Linked DNA regions of Mus musculus: region 1 is linked to region 2. Evidence: chromatin loops called from intact Hi-C (ENCODE). Cell type or tissue: heart. All regions are shown on one strand.

Region 1 (2,500 bases), 66 kb before region 2:
CTTTGGTATGTGTGTATTTGTGAGTCATGTGGTTGCCAGTGTGTGCAGAGTCCAACTTTATCTTTCTAATATATTAAAGTTTGTTTTTTGTTTGTTGTTTTACAAGGCAGGGTTTCTCTGTGTAGCCATGGCTGTCCTGAAGCTCACTCTGTAGACCAGGCTAGCCTCGAGATCTGCCTCCCTCTACTGCCTGAACACTGGGATCATAGGCGTGTACCACCACTGCCCAGCTAAAATTTGATTTTTTTTCCCCTTCAGTATAATTATTTTATGTATATGAGTGAGTGTGTTCCTGCACCACATGTGTTTGGTGGCCACATGGGCAAACAAAACAGTATCAGATCCTTTGAAACTGGAACTACCAAGGTTATAAGCCACCATGTGATTTACAGATAACTGAACCTGGTCCTCTAGAAAGAGCAGCAACTACTCTTAACTGCCAGCCCACCTCTCTTGAGTTCACCCTTCAGTTTTTTATGACAGAGTCTCTCCCTGGAGCTCACTGAGTAGGGTAGGGTGGCTAGCCAGCAAGCCCTAGGTATCTGCTCGTCTCCTCCTCTCGCCAGTGCTGGGATTTTAAAAATCATGCAACCACACCCAGTTCTTTTATGTGAGTTCTGAGAGTTGAGTTCATGTCCTTGAACTTGCAAGACAAGCACTGGACTGCCCGAGCCCTCTCCCCAGCCTCGTGTTAGGCACTGTTGAAGTTTTAGACCTTTCCATATTTTCTCCATTACGCACCACACATTTCAGTGACAAATTATGGCATTTCTTCCTGGCCCAAGGTTCATAATGATCTTCAAAGGGAAGAAATGATATCATGTAACTGGAACATTCACTGAGGACGGGAGTCAGATGCACAGAGTCTCCTGAGATCTCCAGCTACGGACATTTGTGTGTGCAGCTGTTACATTCCACCCATTTCCTGTCCTCCTGCTCCCAGCCTGCTGAGCAATGCCAAAGGACATCTTGTCCCCAGGCCTGCTCATGCTCCTAGGGACCCAGCCGATCTCACTCAGCTAGCTCCTAGCATCCAGAGGTATTTGGGTCACTCCCTGCCAGACTCCTGCCAAAAGCCCTTCCACATTCCTCTCTCCTCTCCCTCTTCTCCACTTCTCCGCCCCCTGACCATATAAGATCATTCGGTGTGACCTAACAATGTGCCTCTTTACCCACCCACCTCAGACCATGTCTCAAAGGTGGAAATGCTCTTTTCTTTTCAAGGTCTTTTCTTTACACTTGAGACTCTCTCCTAGACACTCCTCCATCAGCCACCAGCACTTTGCTCCATTTCTGTTTTCCCCCCTCCTCTTTCCAGCTTCTCTTGCCCAGAAAAACACCGACTTTCCCTTAAACTTAGAAAAGACTCTTTTAGCCCATTCCTCAAGTTAAAGCCATCTCTGCCTTTTGTTTTATTTGAAGTTTGCTTGGTGAGGTATATTCCCCAAGTCTTTAATCTGTGCTTCTCTCAATTTGTTTCCAATGGTCTCCTAATATCACATGTGTAGAAAATTTAAATATTCAAAATTTGATCCACCATGGACAGAGAGGGCAGCTCTCAACAGTATCGGCCACTAATGCAGAGAGTCATGGCTGGTGAATGTGGTGAGAAAGGAACTTGAGTGCTCAGCCCTAGGAGAGACATCTTTGCTAACTAACCCTACCCCTGCTCCTCCAAGGCTCAGGAGACAGAGGAAGAGTAGGGAGAAAGTGAAAGTTTTTCTCTGCTGGTGAAATGAGCCAATTCAAACCAGATTGGAGAATATAAGGGGGAGCCCTTCATGGGGAGTGACTTCAGGGTCCCAAGAAATGAGGCCAGGAAAGTGGCCCAGGGTGAGGGAGACAGGGGTGGGGGATGGGGGTGGGAGGAGTGGCTGGGGAGGAGGGCAGACAGAAATCGAGAAAGGGCTTGCTCACAAGAGGGAGAGAAAATACAGAGAGAGAGGGGGAGGAGGGAAAGGAAGGAGGGGGAGGAAGAGAGTGGGAGTACTGAGGAACAGGGAGGGAGGGAGGGAGGGAGGGAGAGAGAGAGAGAGCACAAAATGCCTGGATTGTACCGGGAGGAGCTTATGGGGGAGGGGAAGCCCAGCCCCTGGGCTGTAAAATTCAGGGTAGAGGGCAGGGTATGCCAGCCATGCCCTGTATACATAGAGACTGAAGGATGCTGGGAGAACCTGGAGCTCTGGTCCTCTTTGGTGTGTAAAATATGCACCTCCACCACTTGTCCTGGATCTGAACTGCATCAGAAAGAACATAAGAACTGGAGGGTGGGGAGGAGCGACGTGAAACGTCTTCTGGATCCGAGATGGCGATTGTACTCACACCGTACTTAGGCAGATGTGGCTCCCTGCACAAGGTCAAGTCAGCCAGAGAATTCAGTCACAGATTAAGGCGGTGTTCTCTAGGCCCTACCCCTACTGAGGAGCTACTAGCAATTGATAAGCTACTGGGGAAGGAGAACCGGCTTTTTGAGGGCGTGGTCGCTGGTAGGTTTTCTATT
Region 2 (2,500 bases):
CAATCATTATGTTTGTGTGGGAGGATAACAGACCTTAGGAGCTTAATTTAAACATTTATTATTTTAATTTATTTGCATGATTTCTTTTTTGCCTTGGTGCATATCTTTTGCTTTGTGTGTGTGTCTGGTGCCCATAGAGTCCAGAAGACAGTGGTAGATCCACTGTCACTGGGTTGATATTGGTTATGAGTCACCATGTGAGTGCTAGTAACTGAACCCAAGTCCTCTTGCAAGAACAGCAAATGCTCTTAACCACTGAGCCATCTCTCCAGACCCCTAGAAACCCAACACGACAACATCTAACCCAAACTACCAAACTCAGAGCTTAGCTGTGGTCCCTGAATTCTTAGAAAAGGAGTCTAGTGCCTATTTCATAACCATTGTGATTGATGAGCCAATGTGTATAAAACTGCTTACTGTCTCATACAAAGGTTCCATTCCATGTACAAAGCAGCCACTTCTTACATTAGCTCTTAAGTGACTTGTTTTTGAAAAATTCAGAATTTAGTTATGATGTTTTCTGGCAGAGAGGGTTCACTGCAGTCAGTCAGAAAAGGGGGTGCAGGTACACACATGCAAGTGTTCACATGTTCTCAATGTCATGAGGCAAGTTTCCCTCTCCACTTGTAGGTTGAGACCACCTTTTGGACATGGCATGTCAGATATCCTGCATATCATATATTTACATTACAGTTCATAACAGTAGCAAAACTACAGTTATGAAGTAGCAACAAAATTTATGGTTGGGGGTCACCACGACATGAGGAACTGCATTAAAGGGTTGCAGTATTAGGAAGGCTGATTTGGATGGAGAATTTTCCTTCCTCCTCTGGTGGTGTGATGATTGCTAAGCTAGTGGGAAAGATTGGCACAGAGCAGCGATGATGTCGTCACTCTGGGTGGTTTGAACAGAGGCTGGCTTCCCCAGACTGTGACCAGCCATCCCCAGCTGTCTATGCAGTCAGATGTTCCTGTGCCTAGAAATTCCTGGGAAATTTGTGTTTTCTGAACAGAGTCTCATGTTTGCTTTACTTACCCATGAGACTCGTCATCAAGATCTCCTGCTATGCCGTGTGCACGTCCAAACGCATAGCTCTTGTCCAGCAGGTTCACTCTCGTGCGTGCCCCTGGCTAGCTTACAAGCACTGGAGACAAACAGCACCTGGCTTGGGATACAATGACCTCATTCTCCTGGACAGAGAAAAGACCTGGTCTGCCAAGTACCCAATCTGACTTTTAAAATGTCATGGTTCTTGTCTTCAACGCAACCATGAAAGCTTGATCTACTCCAGAGCTCACATGGTACTCTGGAATATTCCAAAGCAATGGGAAATATGAATAATTTCACAAAGCCATCCTTCCTAGAAAAGGTCGTCCATCAACTGCACCACAGACAACAGTTGTGGCACTGTGCACCGTGCATTTTGCAAATACTTCTGCGTGTTATTTCCTTTGGTTCTCACAGTGAGTCAGAGAAGTGGTATCCCGTATCATAGAAGGCACTGGGGCACATAAGGAGGTTGAAGCTCATCATGGTCAGAAGAGCAATTTACCCAGTATGTCTGTCAGACTCCAGAGACTTTCTTTCAACCACATCAATGGACCAGGGTACTTTTGTGATAATAAAATAATGTTACATTGACATTTACTCAGCACTAGCTGTATAGTAAACAAGTTGGAGACATTTTACAGGTAGTATTTCACTCAACCGGGTATCCAGCATGCTATGATTTGGCAGGTTGAAATAGGGTTAAGGAATTTGCCCAAGGGTCATAGGTAGGAACTGAAAGACTCACATCCCAAGCCACCTCGGGGGTTGCTGTGTCCTAAGAGCTTTAAGTCCGAAGTAAGAGTTGGAACTTTCTAGAATGCTGGAGTTCAAGGTGAGTGGGGGAGCTGGGGTGAGGGAAGGGGAGGAATTCTGCAGCCACGCCACAGAGCAAAGCCAGTTTCTTGCAGCATTCCCTACTGCGTACACTGGAGGAGCAGGGCTCCAACCCTGAAGGACCCTGTGAGGCTGAGGCTGGAAGGGGTACAAGGTTAACCGCACCAAGGACCAGAACAATCAGCAAAGGGTCAAATGTACAGCCAGATAGACACAACAAAGACTACGTGACACAGAGCAGATCCAGGTCAAGGGAGACGACAGGCTCCAAAGCAAGAGGACTTCACTGAGGCTGGCAGTAACTGTGGGGAGAGAGCCACGGGCTGGATCTTGAGACTTTGGTGTGTAGAATGAGACACCATAAGCAATGTGGAAACAAGATGGTAGGAAGGCCTGTGGGATGGTAGGGGAAGCACAAGTCCTCCCATAGCCCTCCTCAGACTCCGGATCTAAGTTAGCCAATCATGATGGCCTGATTTCTGAGCTCTTCCCCCTAGGGATAGGGAAGTCAGTGGTCTCCAGCACAGGGCTAACCTTTTGCCTTTAGCTCCCCCTGCTTTGACAAAGCGCAGCCAGCCACTGAGTGCACTGAAGGCTTCTGTCGCAAGAGTGCCT

The links. Hi-C counts contacts between places; a loop is a spot of excess contacts. Peaks named below come from ENCODE experiments on the same cell type or tissue, not always from the same donor. Only the 100,000 strongest peaks of a DNase experiment are listed, where the experiment ranks them.
Region 1: a loop joins it to region 2, with 2.3 times the contacts of the local background. A loop is called at or near these places in 5 of 42 quality-filtered maps.

Annotation. Positions count from the first base shown.
Region 1 is chr13:99,123,581-99,126,080 of GRCm38, reverse strand. No RefSeq gene overlaps it. Among named protein-coding and RNA genes, the nearest start is that of Gm45938, 14 kb to the right of the region's middle. In heart, no CTCF peak of the experiment used is centred here; DNase peaks (open chromatin) are centred at 980 and 1,740.
Region 2 is chr13:99,057,274-99,059,773 of GRCm38, reverse strand. No RefSeq gene overlaps it. Among named protein-coding and RNA genes, the nearest start is that of Gm35493, 15 kb to the left of the region's middle. In heart, no CTCF peak of the experiment used is centred here; a DNase peak (open chromatin) is centred at 973.